Linked DNA regions of Mus musculus: region 1 is linked to region 2. A link is a contact called in ENCODE Hi-C or POLR2A ChIA-PET data. All regions are on one chromosome and are shown on one strand. The core of a region is the stretch at or near the end of the contact, and the rest is flanking DNA. Distances in the headings are between cores, read along the strand shown. Region 1 holds the start of Bcl2l11 (BCL2-like 11 (apoptosis facilitator)). Region 2 holds the start of Mtln (mitoregulin).

Region 1 (5,924 bases), core at 1,107-3,606, 330 kb before region 2:
AAAGTATCAGCTCCCCAGCTTGTGGAGTCAGCCTGTGCGCTCACGCACACACAAGCACAGAAGTTTTAGGAGAAGCAGCTCGCGGGACGTCTACATTTCGTGCTTTCCTTCAGGACAAACTTGAATCAAGTCTGAAAATCCCAGCGGGCTCTCATTTCCCGGGCTCAGATGCGGAGCTGGAGCACAGGAGCGGGCGCAGATGCAGAGATTGCAGGCGGCTGGCCGCCTTCCCTGCTCCGGCCCCATTGTTTGCCGAAAATGCTGAGGGCAGCAAGTCTGGAGAAGGTTTGGCAGCGGCCGTCAGTCGTAGTAAGTGCGTCACAATAGAGTTTGTAACTCCGAGCGCAGCTCCGCCCGGGTCGAGCGCCCTCGGCCGCAAGGTCCCTCCTGCTGCCTGCCCTGCGCGCCACCCCAAACACTAAACCACTTCTCTCGGGTGCAACCTTGCCGGAATGTGCACACTTCCAAAGAGGGCCTTAAGAGACATCCCTTTGAAAGTTCCACACCTAGCTGCGCGTTCTTGGCAATACCCGGCGCAAGGCTGACTCTTTCCCTCCCCGGGCCACCATGCCGAGACTCACGTCCGCCCCTTCCCTTCCGAGCGCGGCGTGTTGCGCCGATCGAACGACCCCTGCACGTCGCCACCGAGGAGGCAAGGGAAACAAAGCCGGGTCCTGGGCTCCAGGGCCCCGCGCCTGCCCGTCCGCCCTCCGCCACGCTCCGCCGGGGAGCCGAAGGTTTCGCGCGCCGCGCCTCTGGCCCGCGCTGCACCGGCCGCCGCCGGGATCATCCTCCGCCTCCTCCCGCTCCGCCCCTAGCGCGCAGCTCCCGCCGCCGCGCGGGCACCGCCAGCCCTGCGCCCCTGGCGCCGGCTGCCAGTGCTCCCCCATTGGCCCGCGCGCAGTCGCTCCCCATCGTAACCAATGGGCAGAGGCGGTGGGGGCGGCGCCTACGGGTCAGGCAGCCGAAGGCAAGGCGATTGTTGACAAACTCGCCGCCCAGCGCCGCTCAGACTGTGCCGGCCACCGCAGCTCCGGCTGGAACTTAGGGGGCCGGGCAGCTTCGCTTTGCGCCCCGCCCCACCCCTGGGCCAGGCCGGGACGGCGCGCGCTTTGCGGGAATTCCCGCCGCCAGGGCAGCGGGACATTAGAGACAAAGCGAGACACGCACCCCTCGGAGATCCGCGAGGCCACGATCGCACTCCAGGCCATTCCGAGCCAAGTCCCTAATGCCTCCGCAGTCCCCTGAAGAACTTCTCAGCAACTTCACCTGCTGTGTCCCCATGTGCTACCGAGTGCTACCGACACGAACCAAATATGAACGACCATCTCGGGTCTCGGGCATGCACATCCAGACCTCTGCCCCCACTGTTCAGTTAGCCTTCCTCAAGCAGTGCCTGCCCCGTGGGCAATAGGCTTGCGAGCTCAGGGGTCCGCCAGCCTATGCGACTGGGTCCCGGTGCAATCGGGCTAGGAGTAGTCGGCTAGCTGGGGCTTGGAATACGCGTAGCCTAAGTGGTCCTAGGGGGGTTACGGGGTTTCTTGTCTCCTGTAGATACGGTGTTCCTCAATATCCACAGGACGGTCGCAAAAGGAACCGGGCCGCCAGGGACATCCGGAAAGGAAATTGACCACTATGGCCAAACTGACTTGAATGGGTACAAGCAAAGTCTGGGCGCGTGTGATTTTAATACTCAAACCTCCGCAATGAACCCGCGTCAGCGAAGAGTTAAGTCTACCCGCCCGCCGCTACCGCGCGGCTACTTCTCCCGGGCCGTCTGGGTCGCCGCGACGCTTCCCGGCTGGACGCACTACCGGCACCACGAAGCGGGACCTCGGCTCCAAGCCGAGACCACGCGCCCTCCTTGCCCGCGAGAGATGCCTCAGCGGCCCCTCGTGCGGCATTGCGTCCCAACCCAGTCTTCGGCTAAGTGCCCGCAGCTTCAGTGCCGACAACCCTTCCCCAAAAGTGCCTTGGCACGCAGCGACCTCGACCCGACTCCCAGCGTTCGCCTCCTGCAGCCACGCGGGACAAACCAGTGCCTCCACCCGCACGTGCGACACCAGAGACAGATGAAGCCGCTGCGGCGCCTGTCTTCTATCCATCCCCAGCCTGCGCCCCGGGAGTCGCGGAGTGTTTACCTTGCGTTTCTCAGTCCGAGAATCAGAGTCAGACATTGGGTGGACGAGGGCCAGGGGAAGGGCGCCGAGGCGGTGGCGGCGGGAGCAGCGGAGGTGGTGTGAATCCAAGTGGAACACAGCTCGCAGAGCGGCTGCAGGAATCCGGTGACGGCGACGATGGCAAGGACCGCAGAGCTCCAACCAGCTGGTGACCCAGTGCCTGCGGGGAGCGAAGTGAAAGCAGCCTGCTCTTGAGACTCTGCGGTAGTTGAGCCCCCGCCCCCGCGCCCAATCACCGCGGGCTCCGCCCCCGTTTAGTCCGGCCCCCGGCAAGCCGGAAGGTAAGCCCCACCCCCCACGGCCCCCAGGCCGCTGGCGCGTGCAGGCTGCGACAGGTAGTGGGGAGGGTGGCCCCGCCGGCTGTCCTGCAGTTTGCGTGCGCCGCCCACCCCGGCGTGTTTACCCTAGTGTCTTGGCCTGCGGGCAGCTGCATGCTCGCCCATCCTCCACTCAGAATGTACCCGCCCCTCCCCGTCCGCCCGTGGCGGCCACCTCGCAGAGCGGAACTTAGGGGGCGCTCAGGGTACACTGCTCTGTGTCCAGCCCGGCCGCGGGCGCCAGTTGGAAGCCTCAGAAGGCGTCCCTCCGCCCTTGCTTTGCACAGCTTCTCAGCCCCAAACCATGAGGATTAGATTGGTGCAAGGATGGGCACTGGCCTTTGACTGTCCTTTCCTAGAATTCCTGACCTCCGGGGGACTCAGATCAGCAAGATGCTCACCCCTCTTCGTCTGCGCCTCAAGCGAGATTCTTCGTCGCCGCCGCCTTCTGCCTTCTGTCCTCCTTTAGGCTCTCCTTAGTGTTGTGTTTGTGTGTGTGTGCTGTTGTTGTTGTTGTGGTTTATATGTTTGTTTCCCTAGTGCCCAGTTACTTAAGAGGCAGAGGTGGTGGTGAGAAGGACAGTTGAGAGACAAGAGAAGCGGGAAGCTTCAGGGAGCGATGGGCGGGCACGACAAGCATATAAAATAGGGGAATGAGAAAGTTAGCTGGAAAAGAATAACTACAAGGAAAAGGAGGGGGGCTACCAAGGAAAGACGGTTGTGCCATGAGCGGTGTTGGGAGCCTCGAAATGTTTGGGGCTCACAGTGTACGCCAGGAACTGTCTATCCATCGGTCCGCCGATGCTGGCGACCATGGAGCAGCGGAGTTCAGGCCGAGCTGGGAAAACCATAAGGGGGTCGAAAAAAAAATCCCTTGATCTTCCTGAGGCCTTTGTGATTCCAACAGAAGTCTGGAAGTCAATGGCGCCATGTGCATCCCCACCCCCAGCCCCTTCTCTCATAGCGGCGGCCCAAAAAAGCTGCTCTGGAAATGGAACGTCCCACTCCCCACACGAGATTAAGGAAACTCTATTAATGGGCTACCCAACCTGCATCCAGGCTGGCAGTAAGTAGGACGTAGCCTTTTCTTGCAGAACAAGTGTTGCGACCTGCCGTCCCAATCAATGTTGGGCCATCTTGGTCATTTTGGTGTTTGTATGCGGATCTAACGTCACGGTGACACAGCACAGCCCCATGCTAAAGTCTAGCTTCTCAAGTGAATCCTGAGTGAGATCAAAGAAGCCATTGGTTCCCAGGGAAGCTGGGGTGTTCAAGGCAAAGCCTTGCTCCTGCTGGAGGTCAGGGGTGATCGCTACAAGAGCGCACAGGGCAAGGGCGTGGATGAAGTCAAGTACACCGCCGATCCAGGTCTGTCCTGACCAAGGTCTGTGAAGCAGTACTGTGCCTTGGCCACTCGGCATCCCACCCATGCAGCCCAATCTGCTACTGCTACTCTGGGAGTCCAAAGCCAGCAGCAAGTATTCTGCGCCCTCAGCGTGGAGCTAGGCGCCTCATACTTGGACTAGAAAAGAACCATACAGGGGTGGGAGGTGGGGGTGGGGAAGCGCTGGTGTTTCTTTGTAGGAGCAGGCTGCTCTGGAGTCTTCCGATTCTGCAACCCTGGACATGCTAAAAGAAAATATACAGGCACTGGGGAAAGCAACGGGTTGGGCTATGTGCTCTTTTTTAGGTCCTAATTAGGAAGCCGGCCTGGAGGCGGAGGCTCTTGCATCACCAGGGAACAAGGCAGTCAGGGGAGCTTCCACCAAGTGCCTCAAGTCAGGTAGCCGCGGGCCTTTGGGCCCATTCAGCTTTCTCTGGCTGTGTCGGAAGAACTCCTGGGACCGGATTTGACAGCAGAGAAGAGCAGCGTGGGAAGGGCCAGTGGGTCACTGGTGCCTTACTGAGGCTGCCAGCGGATATGGAGGGAGGGGAGCGAGTCGATGGCTAGAGATGAGAACGAAACTGGGCAACACCAAGTCAGAACACAAATGAGAAATTCATTTCCGCCTGTGTAATCTCTCCAAATTCCAAAATCACTTTATTCCAATTATTCCCCAGGCCAGCCAGCCCTACCTCTCCAAGCCGCGGGAGCATCTTTCTATTATTTATTAATCTTTGCACATCTATGCTTTTCTGAAGGGTTGGTAACAGTTTAGCGCGGAGGAGCGTTTGTCGCGCATGGTCGTGCGGTCCGGAGATCACCTACCTGGTGAGACTAGGGCGACTGCAGGCTCAAGCTCTCCGCTCTCGCCAGTGCATTTCCTCGCAAAGCTGGAGCAAGCCTGATTCACGAATCATCCCTCGCTGAACTTTTGCCCGAGCTTGGAGAGGGTGGAGCTTTCCTCCACCCCTTTTGCCTAAGGGTGTTTGATTTTTATGTTTTGATTTTTTTTTTTTTAACCCAGCGCCAGAGCTTTTCGAAGTCTCTGGGAATATGAGTCACCACTGACAGTAGAGATCTTTGGTGGCACCATGCGGTGGGCGAAGACGATTGTCTGGGGGATCCAGGGCCATGGCTGGGAGAAGTCAAGGTAAAGGCCAGGCGAGGCTACAAACCAGGCTAAGTCACTGTGATAGTGGGGTATCCATCTATGGCTCCCTCTCCCGGACAACTTGCCCTGCTCCTCGCCAGCCTTAGCTGGACCTCCTCTGCCAGACCAAAATCCCCAAGGTGGCTGCCCTGCACCTGCCACTTTGGCCTCTGCTCCAGCTCTGGCCAAATACTTGGAAGATGGGACACTAAATTTCTCGCCTGGCTCACAGCTTGGCCAGTTGAGCGCGCGCCGCATCCCGCACGAGCGGTTGCATGGGTGCCGGGTAGGCGGCCTCGGCAGCCCCGGGGTTGGGGATTCCTGTTTTTGGTGCACGGATGGTGATGTGTGGAATGTTGAAGGCAGAGATCACCTTCAGGGCGTCATCCTTCACGGACTCGCACAAATTCAGCAACTGCAAAACATGGCACAGAGGGTCAGGTCAGATGTGGGCGCAGTCAAGGAGGACTTGTCGTCTGCCCCTCAGAAGTGCAGAAAATGTGGGTTCCCCACAACACAGAAAGTTATTGTTTCTAAACAAGCTGTGACTTCTTTAAAATCTCTAAGACTCTGACCCCCAGGTCCGGTCGAAACTTAGAGGGGTTTTTCCCCCCCAACCCCCGGTAAGGGACTGAGGGTAGCGGCTCTTTGCTAAGATACTTCGGTAACTAGAGACCTAGCTCTGAGAATTAATGCTGCCTTCTCTTCATTCCTTCCTTCTTCCCGCCCTTCCTCTCCACCTCTGGAGTGCCACCCTCTGGTGCACAGAGGCAACTGACGAGAACTTCTGACTAGATGAGCCATTGAAAAGATCTGCCTCGTCTCACCAGAAGGGTGCCAACAGAGTCTGGAAGGCAGTAAGGAGGGTTTCAGAGACTGCTGCGGACCACCAA
Region 2 (5,630 bases), core at 1,015-3,514:
CCAGATTTCTTTCCTAGGGTTTCTATCTCTAGTGTTGCCTCGCTTTGAGTTTTCTTTATTGTGTCTACTTCCCTTTTTAGGTCTAGTATGGTTTTGTTCATTTCCATCACCTGTTTGTATGTTTTTTCCTCTTTTTCTGTAAGGACTTCTACCTGTTTGATTGTGTTTTCCTGTTTTTCTTTAAGGACTTGTAACTCTTTAGCAGTGTTCTCCTGTATTTCTTTAAGTGATTTATTAAAGTCCTTCTTGATGTCCTCTACCATCATCATGAGATATGCTTTTAAATCTAGGTCTAGGTTCTCGGGTGTGTTGGGGTTCCCTGGACTGGGCGAAGTGGGTGTGCTGGGTTCTGGTGATGGTGAGTGGTCTTGGTTCCTGTTAGTAAGATTCCTCCGTTTACCTTTCGCCATCTGGTAATCTCTGGAGTTAGTAGTTATAGTTGACTCTGTTTAGAGATTGTTCTTCTGGTGATTCTGTTACCGTCTATCAGCAGACCTGGGAGACAGATTCTCTCCTCTGAGTTTCAGTGCTCAGAGCACTCTCTGCTGGCAAGCTCTCTTACAGGGAAGGTGCGCAGATATCTTGTATTTGGACCTCCTCCTGGCCGAAGAAGAAGGCCCAAAACAGGACCTTTCTCAGACACTGTGTTGCTTTGGCAGTTCCCAGGTGGTACAGACTCTCACCTAAGCAGACTAAATTCCTAAGTTCCTTGGAGTCCCGGGACCAAGATGGCGACCGCTGCTGCTGTGGCTTAGGCCGCCTCCCCAGCCGGGCGGGCACCTGTCCTCCGGTCCGGACGGTGGCCGGCTGTCCCCGGCCCACAAAGGGTGCTGCCTCAGCGCCTCTGTGCTTCCGCCTGTTCCAGAAGCTGTCAGGTTCTCTGGCGCACCCTCTCACCTGTTCAGACTAATTTCCTAAGTTCGGCGGGTCCCGGACCAAGATGGCGACCGCTGCTGCTGTGGCTTAGGTCGCCTCCCCAGCCGGGCGGGCACCTGTCCTCCGGTCCGGAAGGTGGCTGGCTGTCCCCGGCCCACACAGGGTGCTGCCTCAGCCCCTCTGTGCTTCTGCCTGTTCCAGAGGCTGTCAGGTTCTCTGGCGCACCCTCTCACCTGTTCAGACTAATTTCCTAAGTTCGGCGGGTCCCGGACCAAGATGGCGACCGCTGCTGCTGTGGCTTAGGCCGCCTCCCCAGCCGGGCGGGCACCTGTCCTCCGGTCCGGACGGTGGCCGGCTGTCCCCGGCCCACAAAGGGTGCTGCCTCAGCGCCTCTGTGCTTCCGCCTGTTCTAGAAGCTGTCAGGTTCTCTGGCGCACCCTCTCACCTGTTCAGACTAATTTCCTAAGTTCGGCGGGTCCCGGACCAAGATGGCGACCGCTGCTGCTGTGGCTTAGGTCGCCTCCCCAGCCGGGTGGGCACCTGTCCTCCGGTCCGGAAGGTGGCCGGCTGTCCCCGGCCCACACAGGGTGCTGCCTCAGCGCCTCTGTGCTTCCGCCTGTTCTAGAAGCTGTCAGGTTCTCTGGCGCACCCTCTCACCTGTTCAGACTAATTTCCTAAGTTCGGCGGGTCTCAGACCAAGATGGCGACCGCTGCTGCTTCTCTTTTTTAAGTACTTAAAGGTCATTGGTCTGACAATGTCCACTTTTTATTCCATTGATGAGAGCTGTGGCTATTGCATTGACACTAGTAACTTGGAAGATTATATATTAAAATACCCTGTATACTGGGGTAAGAGAAAACGTATTAAAGACCATTTCATCTAAATTTGTTCTTTTTAAGTGTTATTAAGTTTTTTTCTCTATTTGTTTATTTTAAAATCGAGTTACCAGAAAGCTTAGATAAGAAAAACGAACAAAGCCGGGCGTGGTGGCGCAGGCGTTCCAGCACTTGGGAGGCAGAGGCAGGCGGATTTCTGAGTTCGAGGCCAGCCTGGTCTACAAAGTGAGTTCCAGGACAGCCAGGGCTATACAGAGAAACCCTGTCTCGAAAAACCAAAAAGAAAGAAACAAAACAAAACAAAAACGAACAATAGTAGATAACACTTCGGGTATGATGCAAGTGAATATCTGACTAATGTCAAACAAGAAATGTAGAAGAAACGCGGAGCCCATCAGAAACCAAGACCATCTCACATCACAGTTAAGACTCCTGATCTAAGAGTCAGGGAACTCTGCTTCCTTTCCTGTCCTTTCCTCGCGCAGACTCAGAGCGGGCCTCAAGCGAGCGCTGTGGCATCTGATCCTTGCGCCAATCCGTAGCTCACTCTACTTTGTGCTGAGTGGTTGCAATGGCGGACGTGTCTGAGAGGACGCTGCAGGTGTCCGTGCTAGTGGCTTTCGCCTCTGGAGTGGTCCTGGGCTGGCAAGCGAATCGGCTGCGGAGGCGTTACCTAGACTGGAGGAAGCGGAGGCTGCAGGACAAGCTGGCAACGACTCAGAAAAAGCTGGACCTGGCCTGAGCACGCGCTGCAGCCCGAGTCCGCCGGGTTCTCACTCCCTAAGCCCAACGCAGCCCGGATCGTGGGAGCCGCGCGACCCAGGAGTCGTCCTTGCACGGCTTGCAAGAACATGGCTTGCTTCAGAAAGAAAATAGTTTTGTCTTCTCTAACAACTTACTTTCAGGTATTAACAGCTCAGTTTGCTGAGGGTATTTAATGGGAATGTTTTACCACGTGCGATGCAGTTACACCTTAACATTTAACTTCGAAATGGGGGAGGGAGTCATTTCACGCCCAGCCTCCACATTCATAGGGTCCACAGTGGCTTTTTAACGTGGATGGCAGGAGCTTTGCGTTTCATCATAGTTATTCTTCAGTCCTATAGTTTTCTTCTCTTAGTTCATGGTTTGCGATCACAGTACAGAAATTTGAAGTTAAAGATACTACTGTGTTACTGATTTTTTTTTCTTACTGTTTTTCAACAGCTTGTCGAAGATGAAAATAAAAAGCACTGGAGAGAAATAATTTCTTGCACTTTATGAATCTATTTTTAAAATAAAAAATTAAACATCTTTGAATCTTTTTCCTCCTCACAAAAGAAAGCAGTATTTTTGCCTACCATTCAGTTTGCTGCAGTAAGAGATTTGGAGCCTGAAAGCAGAGACTTTCTGATGGAATCTCACCTTGGTACAGCCTGGAGGCAGATCTGATCAACGGACCATTATGAGTCATTTTTCTAGACATATTCAGAAAACCTAGGAGCTGTGTCAAATGCCTGAATTAAGCATTACAAATGCAAGATATTTGCACTTTGAAGAATGTAGAGAGTAAAAAAACTAAAATTAAAAAAAATAATGCATGTGATATAACGGAATATATATGTGAAAGAGAAACTGTTGAGTAAGCTTAAAGATAAATGCCAGTCCTATCAAGTGACCAAAGCCTTGGTTATTTATAAGATGTATTTCTGACGCATTGTCTACATTTTTAAGAAAATCAGTTTGTTCTCCAGGGAAACACCATGGCCCATTTTCCTAGGATTATTGAGCCTTATATGTGACTTAGATCTTATTCTATGAATCCAGCAAGGGCTGAAACGCCAGTTTTCAGAGAGCCATCCTGTCTGGGCTTTAGTTGGCTGAAGCTTTCTAGTCAGCATTCCTCACTGAGAACTAGGTGAAGATCTTTGAGGTAGAATAGGGTTCTTATCTGCCTGTGGGTGGTGGCGGTGGGCAGTTGTGTGGGGACCAGAGGTCAGCATCAGTGCCTTCCTGGACTGTTCTTCACCTTTTCTTCTTCTCTTGTATGTGTAGTGTGTGTACTGAATATATGTCCACGTGTGTGTGAGTGCATGTGTGATGTGTATGTAGGTGTAGACTGGAAGTTTGTCCTGGAGACTGCTACTTCCACTGTGGGTTCTGAGAATCCAAAGTCTTGGTCCTGTAACTACTGTTACAGATTGCCCCATTCCACCCCAGGTTTTTACATGGGTGCTGGGTGTTTAAGCCAGATCTTCATGCATGTGCAGTAGGCATTTTCCCAGGTGATCCATCTCCAGCCCCAGAGCAGGGTCAGCTCTGTTGTCAACATCATTTATTGAGGCTTAGTTGGGATAGGTTTTTTGAAGTACATTTTGTCCTAAACTGAAAACTTGGGGTTAAATTGACTTGTGGCTGGACTAGCTCCGCCTCTGGGCTGTTCCTGGAAGACCAGGTATTTGTGCTGTTTTAGGTTTTCGTTTGTTTTATGATTTTTTTTTATGAGTTTGAATGTTTTGTGTTTTGTCTGCATGCATGTCTGTGTACCACATAGATGCCTACTTGGTACTTGCAGAGGCCAGAGAAAAGTGTCACATCCCCTAGAACTGGAGTTATAAGGCAATTACAAGCTGGTTCCTGGGAACTGGACCTAGGTCCTGAGCAAGAGCAGTCAATAATCTTAAAAACGGAGCCATGTCAGCAGCCCTCGTCTCATTGCTTAAGTGCAGCATCCGGCTATGTTCATCCTTTTCTAAGTCACTTCTAGCATCCTGCTCTAAACATGTAGGTGCCCTATGCCCTTGCTCTCTACTACTACTACCTGTTTGTATGTCCTGTGTGTCCCTAGCTTTGTAGTGGACCATTCCCCTGGACATTTCTTTTCCTTCTACCCTCCTACTTAACTATATGAAGTTCCCTCTGATAAGTTATTTCTCCACCGGTGAAATGAGCCAATTCAAGCCAGATTAGTGAGTTCAATGACCCAAAGGACCAAGGCCAGAGAAATGACAGTAGGAAGAGAGAAGTTGGGGAGGGGAAAGAGAAAGAGAAAGGTTGCCGGTAGAGGGAGAGACCAAAACCTCTGGATTACTTAGGGAAGAGCCTCAGGGGGGAAGGTCAGACCAGCACCTGGGCTGTAAAGTTTAAGGGTCAGGGTATGTTCGATAAGGGCTGAGGGATGCTGGAAGAATCTGGAGACCCGGTCTGCTTTGATATGTAAAATACGCACTTCAGTTCCTTCCCAGGTTTCCCTGAAGTAAGTTCAGTGACCAGTGTTCTTGGAGAACAAGGCAGGGGTTTCGTGGTCCCTGGTTTCCCCGTCCGAAACCAAATACTCTCCTCCCCCCCCATCCCCCCACCAGAAAAGTCTTCCATGGACACGGTACTTTGCCCATTGAAATTGGGAGTCAGGAGTCACAATAATAGATACCTTGGCAATAGTATACCAGCTCTATCCAGTGGTGAGCTTGGACCATCACCATTCTTAAATCCAAGGTTGCTGTCGAGTTTGGGTATTGGATTTAGAGGGCTGTCTCCTGAGAGTGAAAAGAAAACTGGGGCTCTTGAGAAATCTATTTGCCCGCAGGCTTGTCCCACATGGCAGAATCAGCACCCCCAAAGAATTGAGGATTTACCACATGAAAATTTTCGAGAGACACTTCAGCAATACCCCCAAATGGCAAGATTTTAAAACCGTCTCTGGGCCAAGTGTGATAGCACATACGTTTAAGCCCAGTACTAGGGAGGCAGAGAGGCCCGCGGATTTCTGTGAATTCAGGGCTACACCATGAGACTAACAATAAAACCACCTTCAGAGTGAACGTGCAGCGAAATCGAGTCCCACAAATGCCAAGGGAAAGCTCTCATAGCTAAGGTTTTCCATACTAGAACTATTTTTGAAGATTAGTTTCGCAGACCCGGCTTCAGAAAGCTGTGTA

Evidence for each region. Hi-C counts contacts between places; a loop is a spot of excess contacts on that map. ChIA-PET counts read pairs that join two places held with the same protein, here RNA polymerase II (POLR2A).
Region 1: a loop to region 2 is called in a map of gastrocnemius, with 5 times the contacts of the local background. The contact joins the promoter of Bcl2l11 here to the promoter of Mtln in region 2. A Hi-C loop is called at or near these places in 1 of 37 maps with a recorded cell type or tissue (gastrocnemius). POLR2A ChIA-PET finds 5 or more read pairs at or near these places in 1 of 5 experiments (embryonic stem cell).

Annotation. Positions count from the first base shown.
Region 1 is chr2:128,122,470-128,128,393 of GRCm38, reverse strand. It overlaps Bcl2l11 (BCL2-like 11 (apoptosis facilitator)), which reads right to left and starts at 2,356. Exons shown (of 4, transcript NM_207680.2): 1 at 2,142-2,356. Acoxl (acyl-Coenzyme A oxidase-like) reads right to left here. Exons shown (of 18, transcript NM_028765.3): 18 at 4,501-5,446. The coding sequence ends at 5,258.
Region 2 is chr2:127,789,122-127,794,751 of GRCm38, reverse strand. Mtln (mitoregulin) reads left to right here and starts at 2,264. Exons shown (of 2, transcript NM_001384135.1): 1 at 2,264-2,618; 2 at 2,920-3,370. The coding sequence starts at 2,285. The coding sequence ends at 2,455.